3 separate regions of the Homo sapiens genome follow, and regions 1 and 2 are each linked to region 3. A link is a loop called in an ENCODE intact Hi-C map of the cell type or tissue named here. Cell type or tissue: PC-9. All regions are shown on one strand. Each heading gives the region's core, and the rest is flanking DNA. Links, peaks and the distances in the headings are about the cores only.

Region 1 (8,069 bases), core at 1,903-6,902, 56 kb before region 3:
CCCCAGCTCAAGCTGTTGTATAAAATAGAGACTCTTAGGGCATTAATCGCAAGTCCAGAGGGCATGAGCGGTTTGAAAACTACTGGTCCAGGAACTTAGAGATTTTTAAAGAGTCAGGTTTTGGTGACTTCCAGCCTTGCTCCACACAATGTCAGACTCACCACTACATACCAAACAAGTTGTAGAATTCCCAGTATTGTTTTTATTCCTTCACGTGCAGAGGGAAAAGTGAGCATGCCTTTAGTCAACACCTGCCAGGTGCAAGCTAAGTAGCTAAGTCACTTGCCCAGCCAAGAACCGTAGACTCAGGGAAAGCCACGCTCTGCTAAGCATTTGCCTGGTCCTTAAGCTTCCCACTGGCATGGGATGGCATTATGGGTTGAAATGTGTCCCCTCAAAGTTGCAGTGAAGTCCTAACCCCCAGTGTGACCTTATTTAGAAATAGATTGTTGTGGATGTAATTAGTTAAGAAAAAAATCATGAATGTAGGCACTAATCTATTGTGACCGTGTCCTTATGAAATGGAAAAACCTGGACCCAGGCACACTTAAAGGAAGACAATGAGAAGAGACACCGGGATAAGATGGCCATCTACAAGCCAAGAAGAGAAGCCTGGAACAGATCCTTCCCTCAGTCTCACAAGAAACCAGTTCTGCCAACATCTTGATCTCAGACTTCCGGCCTCCACAACTGGGAAAGAATACATATTTCTTCTGAAGCCGTTCCGTCTGCGGTAGTTTGTTCTGGCAGCCCCAAGAAATGAATGCAGCTGGGATCACCGTGATTACCTGAGGTCAGACGATGTGCTCCAAGTTGTGCATGCATGGGCATCACCTCACGAGTTTGACAGAGTGCAGATTGCTGGGTCGCACCCCCAAAGTGTCAGATTCCTAGTGAAGGGGGAGGTGGAGAACCTGCATTTCTAACAAGTTCCCTGTTGGTGCTGCTGCTGCTGCCTCCAATTCATTGCAGCCTGTCCCAGGAGTGGAGTCAATCCCAGAGGATGGGTGTGTCAAGAGCAACATCACCCAGCCTGGTGTGGATGACAGGCACAGATATGGCTATAAACACCGCTTAACAGAGGCAGGCAGGTTGCTGTTATTTGGAGGCTTTCCCATTTTGTGCACATGTTCTTTTTTTCCTCCATGTTTAATATACAGTTTTCAATTTAAAAATTAAACTAATTTAACAAAAAGGGCATAATTTTTAAAGAAATTAAGTAAACTCTTCAAACTAAATCAATATGAGAAAATTAAGAGACTAATGATAGGCTAGACTTACCTCTCCTTTCCCAGTGTCTCCTTTAGCAGGGAAGCCAAGGGGCATGGTATCTTCATTTTCTAATCTCTCTCAATGAACAATGAATTCAGTGTGGTGGAATTCATTGGGGTGGCACCGCTGTAAATCTTGTTAGAGATTTCCAGTAATGCCAGGCTGAATGATTTGAACCAACTTTTTCACGGAACTAAAATAGAGAAGATAAACAGTTTTTGTTTATTTTGGGGATTTTTGTCGATTTAACATATTCAAGGAAATAAATAAAACATAAGATAAAGAAAGTTTGCCAAGAACAGAAACTTATAAAAAGAACTTAGGAGCATTCAGCGTCATTCACAGTTTAAAAGGGTTCCCTTGGCCAGGTGCGGTGGCTCTCGCCTGTAATCCCAGCACTTTGGGAGGCTGAGGAGGGTGGATCACCTGAGGTCGGGAGTTTGAGACCAGCCTGACCAACATGGAGAAACCCCGTCTCTACTTAAAATACAAAATTACCCGGGTGTGGTGGCACATTCCTGTAATCCCAGCTACTTGGGAGGCTGAGGCAGGAGAATCACTTGAACCTGGGAGGCAGAGGTTGCAGTGAGCCGAGATCACGCCATTGCACTCCAGCCTGGGCAACAAGAGTGAAACTCTGTCTAAAAAAAAAAAATAAAAAAAAGATTACCTTATACATCCTGAGTCTCCAATCCCAGGAGGTTTAGGGTACTGGACTGGAAAGTAAGGGAAACTGAAATGAGAAGAGAATCTCAGGCTGTGTACGATGGCTCACGCCTGTTATCCCAGCACTTTGGGAGGCTGAGGTGGGTAGACCACAAGGTCAGGAGTCCGAGACCAGCCTGGCCAAGATGGTGAAACCCCATCTCTACTAAAAATACAAAAATTAGCCAGGCACAGTGGCAGGCACCTGCAATCGCAGCTACCCGGGAGGCTGAGGCAAGAGAATCGCTTGAACCCGGGAGGCAGAGGTTGCAGTGAGCCGAGATCATGCCACTGCACTCTAGCCTGGGTGACAGCGCAAGACTCTGTTTCAAAAAAAGAAAAAAGAAAAAGAAAAAGAAAATCTCTTAATGAACACACCAATTCTAAGAGTGAAAGGTACTGACTCCAAGATTCTATGTGACTTACACATACACATGCGTATCCACAGATACTTGTTTCCCAATGGATTCACAGCCAACACTGCCAGAGAGGAAGAGATCAGGACCCAAGGGGCCAAGTCATAGTCTGCAAGGAGAACCCTAAGCAAGGAACCCCTCCCTGCTGCCCCTCCTGCCACAGGCACTACTAGGGCCTGGCCAAGAGTATGAAGCTACAAGATGTGGTAATTCACAGGTTTCCAGCTCCAAAGAGAGAAACATAAAGACTAATATTTCATATGTGCCACACTAAGAAGAAAATAAGCCTTTCACCTGGATCCCACTTCCTGGATCAGAGAGGTCTGAGTCAGGCAAACCAAGGCAAACCCTCTCATTAGCAAATTCTTCAACTTATTGGAGACTCTGCTTGCTCAGCTCTAAAATGAGGTTTGTACTGGTCCCTAATTCACAGGGTTAGTGACAGGATTACCAATAGTACAGGGAAAAACCAAACAGTATGGAAAGAGCTCAGCATGGTGGTCACCACCGGCATATGGTGAGTTTCAGTTAGAGGTGGTTATCATGATGATAGGCAGTTCCCTACAAAGGGCCAACCAAAGAGAAACAACAGTTTCAGAAAGAAGGCATCTGTGTGAAGGCTGGCATCATTGAGCATCATGTGAGATACTGACTATCTTGCACGTCCACCTGAATTTATTACCAGACTTGATCCCTCCATAATAAACAGAGAATTCATCATTTTTGTGATGCCTTTGTTTCTTGAGTCCAATGAGGTTTCCCATGCTACTACATTTTTTTACAAATGAAATCCTAAAATTATTTGCAGATTTGAATGAACTGTATCCAGAATTATAGCAGTTCAACCAATAAAAATGTGTACACCCTCTACCACAGTTCTTGTCTTAATTTGGTGGATTTTCCCTGGAATGTCAAAACCATTTCAATACCAGAGTTTCTTTGCGTTTAGAACTGCCTTCTTTCACAGTCCTCAGGAAATATTCTGGAGAAATCAGAGGAATGTGAAACCCAAGATAGCCTTGTTCCACTCTCCAAAACCTACTCATTACCCATGGCAGAAATTCAAATCTACCAGACAATTTGTCTGACGGGGCATGTGTGAACTATGAGACACAGGAACAGTCCCAAGTCAAGAGTTCACGAATTGGGCTGAAAATTTTATAAACTCATAGCAACATCATCCATTTATGAACATTTTGTAAACTCATAGCAACATCATCCATTTACAGAGTCATTTGCAATTCATCAAGTACTTTTGCAACATCCTAATGAAAACATTGATAATAATAAAACAACTTATTTTCACATAGACCTTTAGATGAAAAAATCCTACACGTGATTTATCTTCTTTCATCTTCAAAAAGCTGCGAATCACTTGACATTATTATCTCTATTTTTCAAACAAGAAAATGAAGACAGTGAGAAGTTAAGTAATATGCCTGCAGTCTGGAGGAGGGAATAAAGATACAATCCTAGGTTTGGCATTCCAAACACCATGCTTTTTCCTCTGTTACACTGTCTCACATAAATTTATCTCCAGTAATCTCCAAGGGTGGGTATTAGAGCTATCCATCCTCAGAACTCTGATGTGGAGAAGGAATATTACAGCAAAAAGAGCAGACTTTGTCAAAACAATGTGTCTGTCAGTCCCTGTCATTGAACCACATGAGAAAAACTAACTCGTCAACTGGAGCTTCGCAGAAGGTCCGGCCACCTGCAGGCTGGGGTCTTAAAGAGGAAAAGTGCCCAGCCCCTGGTTGACTTACCTCACCGCACCTTAAATGTCTTGATATTATTACAAGCCGTGTTTGGGAGAGAAGGGAGACAGCCCCGGCCCAGCCCCACCACATGACTGTCAATGGTCCTTACACACATTTGACCAGCTGCAGGGTGCCCAGGCTTCATATCTGGTTGCTGTCCTTGGCTCATTTCTCTCCTTCACATCCCAGATCCTGTCATCAGCAAGGCCTGACACCTCTACTTCCAAGGGATAACTGAAAACAACCACCTCCACTGTTACTACTAGCCCAACCTGCCCTAACTGCTGGCCTAAATCGCTGCGAGAGCCCCTAACCTGTCTCCCTGCTTTCTTGCTGTGAACTGTTCTCCACAAAGCACCAGGGCGATCTTTCTAATGGCTTCCCACTTCAATCAGTAAAACCTAAACTCCTTCCTGCACAAGCCCCTCCCTCACAGATCTCCCTACCCAACTCTCCACCTGCTGCTTCCCAGTCAGCCGAACTAGACTTCTGTGTTTTCCTCTAATCCAAGCTTCTCAACATGTGGAGCCAATGCCAGCAGCACCAGGGAGTCCAATGAAGAATGCAGATTCTCGGGCCCTAACCCTGATCTGCTGAGTCTAAACCTTGGGGTGGAGATTCAGAGTTTTAGCAAGGCCCCAGGGGATAATAAGGCAGCAAAGTATGAGAGCCACTGACCTAATCCAAATGTACTCTCAGTATATTCCTGCCTCAGGGCCTTTGGTGTTTCTGTTTCCTGTACTTAAAATGCTCTTCCCACCAGTTTGGCACATGTCTGACTTGTCTTGAGTCACCTCTGAAAATATCTTAAGTATTTATTTGGGTTTTTTTTTGTTTGTTTGTTTTCCGCTTTCTCACACTCAGTGAGAGCATAAACTCAGTGAGGTGAAAAAAGGGCCACAGTCCTGCTTGCCACTATCTCCCTGGAAGAGCGCAGGGCACAGAGTACACCTTCAACACCTCACTGAGTTGATGCATGAACATTGGAGCACCTGCCCCTGGTCAGCCATGTGACAGTGAGTTCTCCCATTTCGCATGTGAGAAAGTTAAGGTTCATAGAAGGTAACAGGCTAGTCTTTGGTCCGAGTAGAAAAGCTGGAACTTGCACATCCCATTTCCATGCACTTCCTTCTGTATCATTTGAAAAAGCCACTTAAGGAAGGCACCTTATCTTCTGTCCAGACTCAAAGCAGTGTTATCAAATCCGATCTCTGAAAACACTCTACATACTTTGTCATCAACAGTCTGGGCCCCGTGCTCAAGATGCACAAGTTACGAACACCTGCATATCATGGAAAACCCACCCCATTCTAGTTAATGGATCCGACCAAAGAGGCTGGCTCTTGTGACCTCACCCATTAAGAATCATTGTTTCGGGTTAAACAGCATACTTTAAGTCTCTGCAAATATAGAAAGGAAACGGGAAAAATAGTTTACACAATGGTATTGGCTAATTGGTTGGACTTGGCCCTGGCATTCAGATGACCCAGAAGTAGCACATAAAAGGCTTTAAACATTTTTATGCTTTGATCACATTGTGATATTAACTTTGGCTTACTTTTCCATTTTTAACATTCTTATTGATCCTGCCCAACTACAACTACAATTTTTCTTTCTTAACTTTAAAAGCATTGACTCTTTTCAAAAAAAAAAAATACCTAAATTAAGGTCCTTCAGAGAAAGACTTACTTAGGAAGCTAAAATTGTGCCTTGGGAACTTGCTTTTGTCCAACATTACAAACGTTTTGACGTAATCCTAATTCCCCTTATAGACTTTCCCTTGATCATCTCAAGCTCACACTCAAATTCTGCCGTAATGAATTGAAATCTGAGAATTCAATGACTACAAATCATTTGTTCCCACACTCAAGGATTTCAAGCTCAGAACAGCTGGATTTAAATTGCCTGTGTATTTTCTTCCAATCGCATTATCTTTTTTCCTGGATCCAAGTCGCTGTATGCCTTTATTTTCTACACTTGAATACAAATTAACAAAATAATAATAATTAGTGGTACCAATAGGGACTAAAATTCAAAATGACATTTTTATCTAATTGTGTCTCATTACAGTTTACAAAAGGAAAATCATATATTTAAAATCGTATTCATTGATTTTATGGCCTAATTTTTGCTAGCTATTTCAGAGACTGAAAACTCATATAAAGCATATGTAGAAAAAATGTATACATGTTTAGCAAAGAAAATTAAGTCTGCATGTTGTTACATGGTCCAACCAAGGAAAGAAGAAAGAAGACACAAATTACCCACGTTAGGACTTTACTCGGAGTGAGAGAAGAGAGATAGACCCTCTCATATTGTTTTATATTGTTTTATACTCAGAAAAGGAAAGAGAAGCAAAACTAAAGGCAGGTAGCCCGGTGCCTAGGAACCAGACCCGAAACCAAGGAACTAGACCAGAAACCAGCCTGGGCCTGCCTGACCTAAGCCTGGTAGTTAAAATTTGACCCCTGACCTAGCAACTGATGTTACCTATAGATTCCAGACATTGTATAGAAAGACATTGTGAAACTTCCTGGTCTGTTCTGTTTCACTCTGACCACTGGTGCCTGCAGCCCGTCACGTACCCCCTGCTTGTTCAATTGATCACAACCCTTTCGCACGGACCCCCTTAGAGTTGTGAGCCCTTAAAAAGGACAGGAATTGCTCACTTGGGGAGCTCGGCTCTTGAGACAGGAGTCTTGCCGATGCTCCCAGCCGAATACACCTCTTCCTTCTTTAACTCGGTGTCTGAGGAGTTTTGTCTGTGGCTTCTCCTGCTACATCTGCTACAGGAGGCCATCTGTGCTATGCGAATATTACAGGAGATACAGGGAGAACTTCAAGCTAAAGATGACTCCGAACTTTACAGCCAGCTTTTAGGGTAGAAAACAAGTCTTTTCATCATCATATTCCCAGACTCCAGGGGAGCGCCTGACGCTCAGTGGACATCAGAAGCAGTATGTCAAACTGAAATGATTCCCTCCAGCCTCCAGTTTCTCAACCTATGGTAATGGTGCCTATAATAATGCTGGTGGCTGACCTGTTTTTACAAGGTGAGTGAAGTTTTGGAGATTTCAAGCTGTGACATGTACTGACACTAATTGACAGTTCTGTTCACCGTGTTTCTGAGCTTGGAGAAAACCTCTAATTGTTGGCAACATCGTGCAGACTCTGCCACCCTCCCCAGGGTTCCTCAGTCTGTGTCCTGCTCTTTGTTTCTGTTGTGGCTGCTCTTGGCCCCTCTCAGTGGCACAGCGGCATCGGCTCCTCTTTTGCCTCAGCATCAAGCTTCTCCCAGCTAGACTCTGTGCTCCACAGAGCTGCAAGGGCTACTCCTATCTCCCTGACATGCCTTAAGATAACTTGCATGTTCTGACACCAAATGGCATTTCCACATTTGTCTGTGGCCACCCCACACTCCCTTGCTTTTCCTCACCATGTAGATGAAAGTTTAAAAGCCCTAGTTTCCCAAGAAAGTCCTGAGACATAAACATCTCTGAGGCTGCAGTCTCTTCTCTGAACCAGAAAAAATACATATATATTGTGCTGTGGACAAAAACATGTTCCATCATGAATGTGGTTTTCCAGGACCAAGAATAATGATGGAGCAAGGTCAAAGGCCCTACCACAAAGTCAGAAATATTTAATGAATTAAATGCTGCAGCCAGTCAGTGGGAAAGGGAGAAACATCTGTGTTAATTTTTTGATGCTACAAAAGCGAAGTATGCATTTTCAAGGATCCTCATATATGTATATAAATGCATATTTAATGACTTGAAGGACATACATTGAGTATTTTAGCATGAAGGTCTATACATGAGTAAAGAATATAGAATTGGAAACATTTTCAAAAATGGAAATTGTATATCATTCCATTGATGACAATAGTCATTAAAGCATGTTTTATATTAATTTT
Region 2 (8,069 bases), core at 1,058-6,057, 310 kb before region 3:
ATTAATTCCTGGTAATGTTTGCTGCATCCTACACATTTACCGATTATAAAAGGCAACTCTAGGACCTGGTTAAATCTATTACTTTAGCCGGTAGTTGCCTTTGTTAGGTCTGACCTGCTTTGCAGGTTGTGGTTCTAATGGAAGTTTACTCATCAGAGCTTTTCAGTGTCATTTTGGTCTGCTTGTTAGATATGGTACTGCTGGGGCTCCCACTGGTTCCTGTTGTGCCACCTGAGGGACAGAAAGTTTTTCCCCAGCCTGGCCATTGGGGAGGACAGCATGTGGTGGAATTCAACTCCTCAGTCATCCCTAGCTCATGCCTAGGCAGTCTGGAGGGTCTTGGGCCATGAGGACACAGAGGCTTCATGGCTGGGCTGCTGTCTGACTGGGGACTTCTTTCCTGTTCTGCCTTCCCACCTGGTGTCTCTAGGTGGACAGAGGACTGCCTGGTAGGGCAGGAGGGCGCCTCCCTTGGTGGCCAGTCTCCCTGTCAGTCCCCCTGAGGTGTTATCAGGATTGCCTCATGTTCTCAGAGGGTCTCCCATCCAATCCAGGAAAGGGAGCAGCCTGCCTATACTGCCATTGGTTGTTAGGGTGGGGATCAGCAAAGATCAGGTCTGAGTGACCACCTCTGTTGGGTGAGGGATACAGGACCCCCACCCTGTGCTCCTTCTCAAGTCCTGAGGTCCTAAACAGCTTCCCACCTCCTTCCCTCGCTCCCGATCTTCCTGTGGTTTCTAGTTGTGTTTGGCAGACACCCATCCATTTGTCATAAATTTTAACAGTGACGAAATGCTTCAACTGAGCAGTTAGAGGTGAATGACAAGAGCTGTTTGACAAGCTTGTGGGGACTCTAAGGGAAAGGAGCTGACCCTTGGTGCTCACATACTCTGCAAGGGTGACGTTGGCCCCTGGTGACTGAGGAAGAACCAGCCTTCTCTCCCGACAAGATCAAGTGGGTGGGATCTCGGCAGACTAAAGTGGGCGACAATGAGCTGATGAGCCCTCTGGTGCCTAACTGGGCCCACGGCCTTACGTTTGGCTGCAAGCAATTCTCACAAGTGGGCAGCAGACATCCACTTCTTCAGAAGGACAAGTCTCAGACATTGGTCTCAGTCAAGCCCACCTGCGGATAATTTTATAAGAAATATGTAAGATCTGTAAGTAGAGAGCTTTAAAAACTAATGGAGCAACACAAAGATTAACAAATGGAATAATTAAAAGACATATACGTTATTTAATGAGAAGATTGAATCTCAAAAAACATATAATTTATCTTTAATCTAATAATAAAAATGCTACCAATAATGGTAATAAAAGAACATTTTTAATAGATAATTCAAAGTTCATATGGAAAAATTAAGATGAAAGAATGTCTACAAAATATCCAAAAGATAAAAGCAATGGGAAGACAAGCACAAGCCTCATCATATAATAAAACAAATCTAGAATACAACAATTTTATTCTGAGAATACAAAAATCAATGAAAGAAAATATAGAGTCCAGAAATGGAACTAAATTAATATTAGGAATTATATATGATAGATATTACATTTTAAATCAAAAGGAAAGGATGGATTATTTCATTACTGGCAATGGGAAATACATATGGAAGAAAATGAAGTTGCATCCTTACAATACTCCTTAAACCAAAATAAACGCTGGTTGGATTGCCTGTTTACACCAGAAGAACACAATAAGCCATACAAGTAAGAAAAAAAGAAAACATGGGTAATTTTTGTAACTTTAATTTGAGTAGGAGGATGTTTTCCTTAAATGTATAATTCCCTAAAATAAAATGCATACTGTCATTTTTTTCTTCCAGTGTAGCAGAAAAAGGGGAGAAAGAGAGAGTGTCTGTGTACAGATATTTTTAGAGATATTCAAAGGGTAGGAGACAAGAAACTACAGAAAAATGGACAAGGTGCATTAAACAGACAATTCCCTGAAAAGGAAATCCAAATGCCACTTGAAGCTCTGCTAGATGACCTAACCTGGCTCATAGTTAAACAACTGAAACAAGGACAAAATATTGTGCTCCTCCTCTCAGACTGCAGACACCAATATGTTTAGTAATGGACTTTTCTTTTGAAGTTATTGGGAAACAGGAACCTCGGATATAAACGTTTGGTTGTGAGCGTTCACTGCACACCTATTTGCAGTTGATTTGGCAGTGCTGGCAGTTTCATCCAACATGAAATTCTAGCCATGTGGAAAACAAGCGTGCATCCCCTTTATCATTTCACTTTTAGTGAGTTGAGCTGCATACGTACACATAGGTGCTCACACACGTGTACAGATGTGTGCACATTCATCGAATTCAGTGTGGTAGGAAATGACTGGAGAACATTCCCAGTGTTCAGCAGTGGGTCATAAATCGTGGCTAAAAAGAGTTCATTGAAACCATGAAACACAATATAGTCATTAAAATGTTCTCCAAGTGATGAAAGGAAAGAAATCCTAGAGATTAAGGGAAAGAAGGTAAATGAAAAAAGTGTGTAAAGAAGTGGGGTGGTAAACTTTGTCACGTAAATGCCTGTGCACTCATGTCTGCAAAGGTACAAAGAAAGCGGGAGGACAATCATGGGGAACTCCCTCAGTGAGCCTGGTATGGGGTTGCGGGAGAAGAAATACTTTTTTTAGTGTATTATTTTATGGCACTTGAATTTTCTACTTTAAACAGTTTTATTAAAAATACTATGTTTTTAAAATAGACTTTTGCAGGTAGCATATAAAACCTCATCAGAGAAAATGAAAGAAAAGTAAAGTGAGAAACAGACAAATGGATCCAGAGAACAGATCCTTTTCCCAAATGCATCTTAAGCAAGACCCAACAGTTGGCTGTTAGAGAATTTCCAGGACCCCCAGCCGCTGTCAGTATAACTTTATAACTGAACCATTTAGAAATGAACATAATCTGTAAGTAAAGTTGGCCACATCTAACCTTCTGAGTGCATGTGGCTGTTTTTTTTTTCTCCAATACTTAAATTTGAGGCTATTTCTGTGCAGAATAGAAGTATTTTTATGTGTGTTTTCTTGTCTGTAGCAATTGAGATATCAGAAGGAATGAAAAGTACATCTTTGATCTATTCACTATGGAGGCTTTTAAATTTTTGATTTCCAGCCCAAATTTCAAACTCAAATAGGAATAAAATAGGTACTGTTATAAATAAACACCACAACAGTAACAAATACAAAGGAAAAAGGAAGCCAGGGACCAAACAGCAGCTTCCTCATTCTTCCTTTCCTGAACTGGCAGTTCTGGGATGGATTGGCAAAAGTCATGTGAAGTGTGGGGTTTATGGCCTGTTTTTGCTGGTCCCAAGGGCTCCAGGTTAAGAGTTCTGTTGACAGAGGCCAAGGGAGCCCCTGTTTACTGGGGAAACGAATGTTTCTTTACAGCAAAGGCTGGGTAATCCCAGATGCTGAACTAAGAAACAGCTTGTTCTTTGTATCAAGGAATTTACTCTTAAAGCATGCTTCTTATTTTTAGATTTCAAACCCCAAGGGCTTTGACTGTGGCTGAGTCAGTGTTCCCTGAAACTATTAGTATATTGCTCTCACACATCAAGTTTTAGTATGAATCATTAAAAATAACACTGCACGTAACCCGCCAGTTTTGTTAAGTAGATGGACAGGTAAGAGGGATGACTATTTATCCTAGACCAGATCAAAATGGGCTCAGGATTCTCAAATGACACATTTAAGGAATAAGTAACTAATTCATTAATTCGGTTTGATCATTGTTTTATTTGTGTTTTGGGTTTTGTTTTGCTTTCTTTTTCTAGAAAATCAAGGCACAGAGCTACACGATGTCCTTACCCAGTAGAATCCAGTCTACTAAGGAATAAGATCAACTTTCAGGTGACCAAGAATTATGATCAATCATTCCCTGGGTATTCTTGTTTCATCACCCATCCATCAACACACAAGAGACAAAAAACCCTTTCACAGCCTCCTTGAGAGATGTTGTGCAGGTGAGATGCATGTATTTGCCCAGAGTTGTGGGCTGAGATCAGGGGCCTCTGGAGTAATGTGGGCAATGCAGGTAATGGGATCAGAATGACTCCGCAGGCCTGCGAGCCACGCCTGACAGAGCCAGCTGTGCACTCCCTCTCCAGAAAGGAGAGGTCTGAGTAATGGTGGCCAGGCTCCTCTCTGGCTGGGTGGGTGGCTCCTCTGGCCTAAAGCCAGAGAGCAGCTTCTCAGATTAAATCAACGTTTTGCACCATGCCCTGAAGCAAGTGGGGCCGTTTCCAGGGACAGCTTTGGGTTTAGTGTGCTGACTGTGTGTCCCAGCTGAGCCATCTCAGTGGCACCCAGTCCTGGTGTCTGGACATCTGGGAGATTTCTATTCTTAACCAGGTAGCCCTGAAAACCAAAGCCTCAACTTAGTCTCTTAAAAAAGGGGGAATTATAGTCCCCATGCAACAGGGTAGGTATTCACTAAATACCAGTTCCTTCCTCTTTAGAGGTTATAAAACCTTGGTTAACAGATAAGTGCAGAAAGTCAACACTCAGTTCCTGCTTGTTGAATCTGAACCACCACTGGAAGAAAGGCAGGCAGGGGTCTTCCCTCTGGTCAGCAGCACTTTCAGATCTAGGGGCTGAATAAAGGATCTACTTCCTCCTAGTTACACATTTAATGTGGACCCTTCTCTGTGAAGAGGGATATTCATTTGCAAGTCTTCTTTAGTGCCAGCACTGGAGGCTACTGCTGACCCAGAAGGAGGGGGTCTGGTGCACACCTTATCAAACATGTCAACACCACTTAAAGCAATGGGCTCAGGAGCCCAAGCCTCACTCCTGAACCCTCCTCTCTAAAGCTTCCCAGACAGGGGCTGAGGTATAATGATTGCATGTTGCAATAAAGCTGACCTAAAAGGTCTCCAGCAACACAGGCATTTAGCACAATGAAATCATACAAAAGTGGAATTCTGTGCAACGTTGTACCAATGGCAGGGCAGTGGGCATGCCCCCCATTCTGGGTGCAGGCAGTGAGGGGTACATTGTCTGCAGAAAACTTAAAGACAATCATAAAACCCTATAAAAATCAGCCTGGTTTTCATCACCAGTGTTTGCCAGAGATTCTAAACAACACCAGTGATAAAATGCTCCTTTACCCCAAAAAGATGTTGTTGGCCTATGACCTAAATCACTGCTCCCAGCTACATAGCTGGAGGATTCAGCTACAACTGCTCACTTCTAGAATACATTTGTAAGGCATAGAAATCCTTTGGGTTCCATTTTAGTGCAATCTGTGTGCCCAAACCCTGGGGTACAACACATTCCTGAGTTTCAAGCAGGACGTTCTAATCAGCAATGATGACACAGTGACCGTCAGGGTAGAGAAGCAATCTCAGTCTTCCTCTGGCCCTGTCAACCTGGAGCACAGTCTGGGAGGTGTGACCTCCTTGTTGAGGAAGAACAAATGTCTATATTAAATATTTTTATATTTAATATTAAAGTAAGTTCCTATATGAAATATTTCACTGAATTTGAAGAATGGATTTTTAAATGACATTTATCCTTTTGAAAACTTATTTCATCATTAAAGGATGAATCTAGAAAATAATAATGATGACTGATTATTTCATGCCTATTACTGAAAATAATTTGGCATATACAAGACAGAAATGTTAAAAAAGAAAAAATCTTCTTTGGTTGCCTAACACATAAGTTACACCCCTAGCTATATTGTTTGGAGTATATTTAAAGATTATTGGCCAGGCGCGGTGGTTTACACCTGTAATCCCAGCACTTTGGGAGGCTGAGGCGGGCAGATCGCCTGAGGTTGGGAGTTCGAGACTACCGTGGCCAGCATGGCGAGCATGGCCCATCTGTACTAAAAATACAAAAATTAGTTAGGTGTGGTGGCAGGTGCCGGTAATCCCAGCTACTTGGGAAGCTGAGGCAGAAGAACTGCTTGAACCTGGGAGGTGGAGGTTGCAGTGAGCTGAGATTGCGCCACTGCACTCTAGCCTGGGTGACAGTGCCAGACCGTGTCTGGAAAAAAAAAAAAAAAAAGATTACTTTTTATAATAAAGCAAAAGCACAGAACAGAGAAATGAATTTCCCCATTCAGCAAATAGTCCACAGAAGGCCTCAAATCTTGGTGTATTGATTCCACAAGTTCTTTCTACTACCCAGATATAAATCCATTTTTAAAAAATGCCGAGTGAAAATAAGCTCAATCATTTTGGTATGCTCTCTTTTCAGGCACTAGATTTCGACCATATTAAGTGAGTTCATGACCCAGCTCTGTCATTTTTACTGCATGACTAGGAGCAAGTTAGTTAAACTCTCAGAGCTTCAATTTTCTAAATTCTAAAATAGATATTATTAAACATGACTTTTCCACTGGTGGTTGTTAAGTCATCACTGTCACTTGGAAGGGTGGTGAGAACTATCCTCTATCTTGTTCCTTGCCCGATGCAGAGTTGAGCTGGTATCTGTCACTTAAGTACTGTCAATGGCTGGTTGGCTGACCACCTTAGAGAAAAGGCATGCTATAGAAAGAAAAAGACTAGCAAATTGTTCCTTCACATTCTCATGTTGCAATTTCAACTTTTTTTTTTTTTTTTTTAATACAGAGTCTGGCTCTGTTGCCAAGGGTGGAGTGCAATGGCTCTACCATGGCTGACTGCAGCCTTGACCACCTGGGCTCAAGCGATCCTCCCACCTCAACCTTCTGAGTAGCTGGGACTACAGGCGTGTGCCACCATGCCTAGCTAATATTTTTACTTTGTTTTTTGTAGAAACAGGGTCTCACTATGTTGCCCAGGTTGGTCTCAAAATCCTGGTCTCAAGCAATCCTCCCACCTTGACCTTCCAAAATTCTGAAATTATAAGCGTGCACCACTATACCTGCCCCTTTGCTTTTTGTTGAAACAGAAATCGCTGAATATAAAGGATTCTAATGTCTCAGTTGAGAAATGCATAAAAGATAGCTTTTTCATGTTCATGTTCATACAAGCCAAAATGTCACTGCAGAAATAATTAGTTTTATTTTGCTGCTCTAACAACATCCAAACATTTAATCCTGTGGTGCCTTGCACGCACACAGAAAGGAGGTTACAGAAAGGAACAGAGCACTATTAAGATTTAGAAGTGATTTTTGCTACGTCATGATTTCAGGCCATTTGTAAAGACTATGGATCTGACCTTCCTAATTTAGACTTTTGCAGCTGGGTTTTAAATGAGTAAGGAGCTGCAAACTGCATGGAGTCCTTCCCTCAGATGGTGGCATTTTAAAGAAGCAGACAGTGGGAAGATGAAAGCTTGGAGTAGGGAGGTACTCATACACCCACCTGAGGAGCAAACACATTGAAACTAGTTCATACACTAAAAATCCATATTATGGGTCAGGAGATGGGATACATGTCTTTCTGTGAATTTTTTTTTAGAAGATAGAATCTCCTTATGTTGCCCAGGCTAGACACTAACTCCTGGGCACCAACTCCTGATCATCACCTCAACCTCCCAAGTTAGCTGAGACTACAGGTTTGCAGTATTGTACTTCTGTCATTTGCAACAATATGAATGGAGCTGAAGGTCATTATATTAAGTAAAAGAAGCCAAACACAGAAAGACAAATATCACATATTCTCAGAAGCCAAACACAGAAAGACAAATATCACATGTTCTCAGAAGCCAAACACAGAAAGGCAAATATCACATGTTTTCATTCATATGTCCACGCTAAAAAAGTGGATCTCATGGAGATAGAGAGTAGATTGGTGGTTACCAGAGGGTAAGAAGGGTGGAAGACATGAAGAGAGGTTAATTAATAGGCACAAATACACAATTTGATAGAAGTAGTAAGACTTAGTGTTTGATAGATCAGCAAGGTGACTGTAGCTTACAATAATTTATTGTATATTTTAAAATAGCTAGAAGAGAATAATTTGAACGTTTCCAGCATAAAGAAAAGACACACATTTAAAGTGATATCCTAATTATCCTGATCGGATATTTACTAATTGTATAATGTATTAAATTATCACATGCACCCTGAAAATATGTGCATCTATTATGTATCAATAAAAATTAAATTTAAAAATGCTTT
Region 3 (8,069 bases), core at 1,902-6,901:
ATTTCTATACTTAAACCTGCTGAATTCATTCCTGCCTCAGGGCTTCTGCACACCCTCTCTTTCCCCTCTTCAGGCCCGTCCTTTGCCCCTTCCATTGCTGACACCTTCCCATTATCTGGGTCTTAAATCAAGTGTCTTTCTTCCCTCTCATTCGTTATCACTTTCCCTTCACAGAATTTATCATGACCTAAAACCATCTTGGTTATTCTGGTTTGCATTCATTTCATTTTAATATATTGTAACTACTTCAAAACTTAAGTGAAAATATGCATACTTAATAGGGTCAGTTTTCTTTTGGGGGTGATAAAAATGTTCTGCAGTTAGATAGAGACCATGCTGGCACAACACTGAGAATGTAAAAGCCGCTGAATTGTACGCCTCAAAACGGTTAAAATGGTGAATTTTATGATATGTGAATTTTACCTCAATTTTAAAAAATACTTCTTTCATGACTCTTACACAAGCATATTTCAAATTTCTTTTTTTAATTGGCATATAATAATTATACATATGTATGGGCTACAGAGTGAAGCTTCCACACATATAATGTATAGTGGTCAGATTTGGGTAATTAGCTTATCAATCATCTCAGATATTTTGAGTTCGAGTCAAATTCTTTCAGGCATGTCTCTGATTAGGAGGTTCTTTTATTTCCCTGAAATTCAAAACTGGACATATCTATTCAAGAAAATTATAGAAATTATTATATTGCTACTTATCTTTATGAATTGGAATTTTTTGGAACCACATGAGGAAGATCAAGATAGGAAAATATTGAAACAACTGAAAGTATCCAGGTTGACCAAAATGTCCTTTACATTTTTGTTGACTGGCTTAATTACAAATAAATAAGCATCGTCAATGAGAAATTATAAAGAAATTTACAAAATGCTGTCTTTAATATAGAAATTTTATATATTTGGACTTCATATAAGATCTTGTTTGAGAAAGAATACTTTTGCTGCTAAGGAAGTTTGAATATTTTTGAGCTAAATCAACTTGAAGGCCCTAACATCCTGCAAACCTGACACAAGTTACTGGACCACGTGCAGGTCATCCCCCAGAGGCTGCTCCCGGGGCTCCTGGAGGAGACTTAAATGTTGCCCGGCACCACCTTCAACACAGCAGCGTATGTGTTCTCCACACCTGAGAAGTATTTCTCCTTAACTCACTGAGTCAGAGTTCATAGGCTTCCCTCAGGAGGGGTAAGACCCACCCCACTCCACCCTATCTGGCAAGAATCCTTTGTGTTTACAGCACAGTAGGAATGCAGGCATGGAGGCAACCTCTGAGCTGACTGCAAGCAAAGTCCCAGGGAGATGATGTGGGTTGGCAAGGAAGGAAGAGGCATGAGGAAGCCATCAGGGTGGAAAGGAGCAGCCACCGTGTCCCTTCAAAGAAAACTCCCAGCACTGGTCCTGGAAGGGACTTTAGCGGCGTCTTACCCACTACTGCCCTACTATAGACTGAAAATAATGAGACTCCGGGGAGAGAAGGGTTTGCCCAGAGCCCCACTCTCTTCAGTACAGGATTGTCCTAGTGGATAAAAAAAATTGCAGAATCCCTCTCCTGAGTCATTCACAATATGTTCTTGCCTTTTGCTAGTGCTTTGTCTTCTAGAACTTTCCAGACAGCACCCCACCCCTTCCTTCAGAAGCAAGGTTCCATGTTGTCTCAGTTGTGCCTGTTTCCTTTTCCAGAATTTCATTGCAATTTCCCCCATTTCTGTAACGTTTGCTCAGACTCTGTGTTGTTTAGTCAGTTGTTAGGAATCTCTTAGACTCCTGTTGTCAGTGAGGAGCCAAGCAGACACACTTGTAGACGCAACACACAGAGCAGACCCAAGTTTCTGCCACTAGGGCTGGACCACACAGGCACCTTCCCTTCCAGGCTGCAGGGTCCCCCATTGGCAGTGGCCTCGTCTCCAGGACTTTCCTGCTCTAGAACTCAGAGAAGAAGCTGCCACACCAATACTAGCATGTGACAAATAGCAGCAGACAGGCTGAGCAATTAAACAGACCCCAAATGCTTGTCAGTGGGGCTGGGCCTCACCGAGGACCAGGTAGACTATCCAGAGCATGGCCTTGCCCACCACTCAATTGACAGCTGCAGCTGAAGCCACGTGGAGGATGTCTGCCCTGTGTGGCTGAGGGAGAGTCTGAGGGTCCCCTCTCCTGCCAGGCTCCCCTGCATCAGGATACAGATGTCCAGGGGCACATGTAGACAGCCATCAGACCACCTCACGAGGGGCCTTGGGGATGTGCCCGAGGTGAGCACCTGAGTTAACTGTGTTAGCCCACTGCCAGGTGTTGGCTGTGTAAGCTGGGTTACCTGGCTTAGCTATATTACTTGAGTTAACTCACTACCCTGTGTTACCTGTATTAGCCCATGACTCTGTCACCTGTGTTACCTGCATTAGCTCACCGCCCTGTTACCTGAGTTACCTGCGTTAGCTCACTGTCCTTGATGGTGCCTCTCAAAGCACCTGTGGTAAAGGGATCCAGGTGTGTGTTTTAATATCCATTCCATTGAAAACTGTTCCTCTTGTAAAATAAGTATGGTCCTAGAAAAATGAAATGAAGACAAAACACAAATCCCATTTTTTGTTAGATTCAACAGATATGAAATTACTCTGCCTAATTGCTGTAAAGTTCACATTGATTTACTCTCAATTTCTGTTCTTCCCTGTTGCGAGCCAGTGAGACACCCAGCCCTGGTCAGCCGGCCACATCCAGGAGCCTGGTGTGGCCCTCAACCAGTCCTCACCACAAACCTAGGATGCTGGCCCTGCTCCTGTCCTACAGATGGGAAAACTCAAGCCCAAGATTGTAGAGTCTCAGCCCAGGCCTTTGCCCTGCCAAACACCTGGGCACACCTGTGAGCCTAGCTCCTTCCTGACCTCCAGCATGATCAGGGACAGCAGGGACAAAGATCAGAGACGAAGATGACCCAACATGTGTTCTCCCTTGAGGAGGACCACAGATGCCTGAGATCAATGGGTGGACAACCCATGACTGCATCATGGTGTGACAGAGAAACGGTTGGCAGGCCACATGCAACCACAGAGCAGGGAAGAAGAGAATCCTCCCTGCCAGTACAGGGAGAGCCCCTTTCAGCCCCTGGCTCATGCCCCAACCTGGAGACTCAGTTTCACCTGCTCAGCCCTCTCCACACCTGACCTCGAGTTCCACAAACAGAGATGATGATTTATGTGTTTTCACTTCCATCCCCCTTCCCACCTAGCAAGGCATCTGCTCATAAGCAATATCCACAAGAAGTTATTTAAAGGAAATAATCAGCAGAAGAGAAAGTTGGGATGCAGTGGCCTCTTCAAGTCCCCTGCACACCCCCACCCATGCATCCTGTCACAATGACTGTAGTGTGTGAATTCCTATTACTCCCTTTACAGAGGAAGAAAAGAGGTACTCTTGCCCAATATTTTCTTGGGCCTCTGGGCCATCCAGGGCCACAGCCATAGTCCAGGGGTTGAGTTTTGTCTATGCAGCCTCCCCTACTGACCATGAACTCCTCAGGGGCAGGAACATGCTCATCCCTGTCCCATAACTCCAGGCAAGTGGCCCACCAAGGGGCCAAGCACAAGACATCTGCCCTGATATCGGTTGTTCCAGAAACACTAGCGCCTTCTGGGGCCCCATTCTTGCTGCCAAGACTTAAGTAGTCACAAAAACCTACTGTCCCCTATCCTGCTGGTTGAAAGAAAGTATTTAGGGCAACTCAGAGACACTAAGGAAGGAAATGCTTTTCAAACTTTGCAGACTGTAACATGCAAAGGGTTTGAATGTCTCATAGTGAAGTTTTTGTTTTAAGGAACCTGAATATAAAATTAGGAATGAGCTGGAATGCTGTCTTGGACTCCTCGGAGCCTGGAATTTCTCCGACCTTCCCCATAATTGGAGCTGCCCCGTGAGTCTGAACACGCACCCTGTGTGGACGTGAGTTCACTCAGTGAAAAGCTCCCGCTTGCTTAACTCTCACAGCTCACCTTTAAGTGTTTGCGTGGGTGACTTCTTCTGTTGCCCAGACAACCACACTGTCACCGGGCATTTAGCTGTTGACACGTTAGGCATGTTTCACTGCATAGTGAATCAGCATTCTCTGTCTCTGGAATGAAACGAGGAAATTAAACATCAGAAACTTCTAAAGTGGCAGGAGGGCTGAAGTAAGAAATGCACAAGAGGTGACTCATCCTACTTTGATTCTGTGCCTTGGCCACAGACACAAGTTAACCCTGTAATGCCCACTTGGGAACAGTGGCTCCCGGCTCTTAGGCATGCCCAGCCCCTGGCTGCAGCAGGCTCTGACAAGGCTCTGGTGAGAGATGGCAAATACAGTGCCTTTGGGGCCAGCAGACAGCATCATTGCATGGAGAGGTGAGAAGTGAAAAATGCCAGCTCACCCTAAATGCACTCAAATCCCTGTCTTTTCCTCAGTACAGGTCAAAAGAATGATCCAGATTCAGCTCAACTGTGATCCCTGAGATATTCTTTCATGAAATAATTCTTGTAGCCAACACCCTATTGGGACAACCCTTGCTGATTCTGAAAGGTTGTCTATGTCCCTTATTTACTTCCAGCTTCATAATGTCATAGAGATTCTAAGGTGGGGATTCCCATTCATCCCTTTACAAGGGAAGAAAGGAGACACTCTTGACCAAGATCTTTAGACAGACAGCAGAACCGTATAGTTGACTCTGAGATTAAAAACCCAGTGCTCTTTACTCAATAAAATGCTGCCTCTCTAGTGAAATAAGTTAATGCACCTTTATAAATCACCTTATTTTGTGGTTACTCCTTATTTTGAGCCTTATTTCCAGTGGGTTCTCTGGCTGCTCTACCATGTAGTCTTGTTGAACTCCTCATCTGGAAGGGCCACATCTATCATGTGGGGTAAATGAGATCATTTCAGACCTTGGAGTCATAGACCATGAAGAACCTTGGAGGTAAATGGAGAAGAGTAAAGGGCACCATCATTGCTGCCCAGCCCCATCCACCGCACCCGGCACCCACCACCCTGCACTAAGTCCGAGGACAGCAAAGAGGCCAAGTGCTCCTCTCCAAGGGTGTCCCATGTCTTTCTGGGCACCAGATAGTGGGGCCTGTGGTTAATTCCCAGAATGCTGAAAATGTAGGGTTGTATGAAGATAAAAGAAAATAATATGTGTCTAGTATTATGTAAACTGCAAAGAGTAACATCCAAGGAGGGCGTTACCCCATGAGAAATCAACAGACTTGCTACAGCCCATACACAGTATCTGAGGGCGGCTTTGCTGAGGGGCTGGGGTCCTGGGGAGCTGCACCACTTCCAACACCCAAAGCCACCAAAAATTTCCCTCCACTTTGAGCTTTATCTTCCTGTGTTCCCATAGCGTTATGAAGAGAATCCAGAGATGACACCAGCCTTGCTGAGTGCACCTGGTGATGTTTGCTTTAAGGCCAGGGGGTCTTTAGAGAGACCATGACTCATGCTGGGGAGTGGAGCTGAGAGAACAGGGGGTCCCCATCCTCAAGGAGCCCCACACAATGGCAGCTGCAGACATGGAAAGAGAAAGTTATGAGGAAAACAAAGTAAGTTCTACAATAAAGCTCAGAGCCACTTGTCCTTTAACCAGACTGGCTGAGCTGATCCCAACAGGCTGGTGAAGAAAGGAGAGCCCCACCTGCTAAGAAGATTCTGGACACCAAGACCACGGTAGTATTTGAGGATGACCCCTGGGATGCACACAGGGACATGGGTTGCACCTAGAGGGGACGTCAAGGATTCCTCAGGCCCTGGGAGTGTCCAGGAGATGGATGAAGCCCTCCCAAGGTTGGCAGAGCAAGGGCTCCCACCCAGAGCCCTTTCCCGGGTGGATGGAGGAGCCCCTATCACCTCCATGTGTCTGTAGCATGCAGCTCTTCACTTCCCCACCCAGGACCTTTGATTCCCATCTGATTAATAAGGTTAAATTAGCTGGTTCTCTAAGGGGACTCCTGAAACCCCATCCTGCTGGGAAATCCAGATGTAGAACCCAGGGCACTGCATGGGCAGCACCAGTGCCTATCTCCACCTCCCAGCCCTGGTGAGGATGGCAGGGGAGGTGCTGGAACATCCTCCTGGGGCCATCGAGCCTGTCATGCTGAGGCTGGGCACTGCCCTGCTGAACATTCCCAGTGCCCTCAGTGCCAAGTTCTTGGGGGCCCTGGTGGATGCTCCACTCCACACTGATGGGCCTCGAGGAGAGGGAAGCATCCTGCAGAAGGGACACGTGGAGTCTCCCGGAGCTGCCCTGAGACCAACCTCAGGACCCAGCCTCTGGGCTGACCCAGCTGAGTGTCCAATCTCACTTCACACAGCCTCTAAAACCACAAGCTCCTGCCATCTCCCTCACCTGCCCAAAGAGGCTTCAGCTTTCTTTCTTCCTGGACCTCATCCAAACCCTCCCTCTGGGCATCATCCTCAAAGTCTTGGTGCCTCGGTGCTTTGAAGGGAAGTGCAAATGTCATTGGCAGCCCCCAGCCCTCTCGGGAGCCCAGTGGTGCCGCCCGTGCAGCTTGCTGGCCCTGGAAGCTGAGTGCTTGGAGCTGCTATGTGGACACTCCTGTAGGGAAGAGGGTGCCCCATTCATTTGGGATGAGTCTTCACATCAATTTTGTTGTGCCCAGCCTTCACCCCACCTGAGGGGTGCCTGAGGACAAGGACACTGCTACATTTTGAGTGTGTCCCCCAAAAGTTCATGTGATAGGAGGTGGAACCTAACAGAAGGTGTTTGGGTCTTGAGAACTCACCCTCATGAATGGGTTAATGCCATTCTCACAAGACTGGGTCAGTTCTCACGGGAATTGACTCACCCTCACAAGAGCAGTTTGTGACAGGTTGAGGAAGCCTCTCATGGCTGGCCTTTTGCACATACTTGCTTCCCCTGCTGCTTCTCTGCCATGTTAGGGTGCAGCACAAGGTCCTCATGAGAAGCCAGCCCCATGCTTCCTGGACTTCACAGCCTCCAGAACCATGAGCCAAATCAACCTCTTTTCTTAAGTGTTAGAGCTCTTTTAGAATTTGTCTAGCAGGCTTTTCAGGTTTTGCTGGAAAGCAATCCCCCAACCAAAAAAAAAAAAAACCCTCTTTTCTTTATAAATTACGTAGTCTCAGGCATTCTGTTATAGCAACACTAAATGGACTAAGACAGACACCCTTGAGCAGAGATAGGGGCTCCTGCCATCCACTAGCTCTACCATGTCTGCAAAAACATTACTACATTTCCTCATCTTTAAAAAGTAGATACAACCCCACTCGAATGATGACTTCGAGAATTAGGATGCGTGATGCTGATGCCGGGTGAGCATTCAGTCTGTGGTGCTGCCTCATCTACCCCTGGAGGGATCAATATCACACATAAGCTCAGCCACCTGCCTCAGGGCACATTTTAAAAGCTGTCAGTGTGTTAAACGCACCCGTTTCATCGTTGTTGTCTCAGCCTTTGAGCACTGTGCTCCATGTGCCTCATGCACCTCCAAGGAGCCCAGCCATATCCTTCCCCGTCAGCCCCCCATGGTCTGTGTGTACCCACAGATCATGCTGTTCCCTTCCCCATGCACTCAACATCACTTGGCTCTTTAGGGACAGTTTTCATCCCCTCTTCACTCCTGCTGTCATTCCCAGAACCAGGCGCCAGTGGGCACAGAGGAGGTGCTGGAAGCCCATGGAAATCTGCCAGTGCATTCAAGGTGAGAGCAGGGTCAACTCAGGCAACAGGGCTCTGAATTTAAACCTAGGGAGAAGAGCACCGAGGGCGTGGGCTGGGCTCAGTCCCCAGGCAGGGGGAGCTATGTGGCTGGTATGTGGGGGTGTAGGATATTTCTATTCTGGGACCTTCTCCATGACTCCCTATGAATAGGAACTCTGGGAGGAGAGAACTTCCCCAGCCCTTCCTTGGGTGCTGCCCCCACGGAAAAAAGGAGCATCACTGACCATCAGAGAGGTGACACTGACATTGACCAGAGGGTTTAGTGTGAGTAGCATGGAGGCAGAAAAATGCTGAGAACCATGTGTCAGCACATGGGCTGTTAAGG

The links. Peaks named below come from ENCODE experiments on the same cell type or tissue, not always from the same donor. Only the 100,000 strongest peaks of a DNase experiment are listed, where the experiment ranks them.
Region 1: it touches region 3 in a loop (10-fold over the local background); 3 of 110 quality-filtered maps call a loop at or near these places.
Region 2: it touches region 3 in a loop (6-fold over the local background); 4 of 110 quality-filtered maps call a loop at or near these places.

Annotation. Positions count from the first base shown.
Region 1 is chr7:46,030,014-46,038,082 of GRCh38, reverse strand. No RefSeq gene overlaps it. Among named protein-coding and RNA genes, the nearest start is that of IGFBP3, 110 kb to the right of the region's middle. RefSeq lists an enhancer at 4,057-4,556. In PC-9, for the core only: no CTCF peak of the experiment used is centred there; DNase peaks (open chromatin) are centred at 2,702, 4,942 and 5,512; H3K4me3 peaks cover 436 bases; H3K27ac peaks cover 4,950 bases.
Region 2 is chr7:46,287,274-46,295,342 of GRCh38, reverse strand. No RefSeq gene overlaps it. Among named protein-coding and RNA genes, the nearest start is that of IGFBP3, 370 kb to the right of the region's middle. RefSeq lists an enhancer at 4,266-4,345. In PC-9, for the core only: no CTCF peak of the experiment used is centred there; DNase peaks (open chromatin) are centred at 3,552 and 4,042; H3K27ac peaks cover 2,328 bases.
Region 3 is chr7:45,974,403-45,982,471 of GRCh38, reverse strand. LOC102723446 (a long non-coding RNA gene) reads right to left here. Exons shown (of 4, transcript NR_187744.1): 2 at 4,004-4,122; 3 at 2,445-2,563. It also overlaps the pseudogene RNU7-76P. Among named protein-coding and RNA genes, the nearest start is that of IGFBP3, 57 kb to the right of the region's middle. RefSeq lists an enhancer at 3,646-4,845. In PC-9, for the core only: no CTCF peak of the experiment used is centred there; DNase peaks (open chromatin) are centred at 3,391 and 4,161; H3K4me3 peaks cover 1,111 bases; H3K27ac peaks cover 3,624 bases.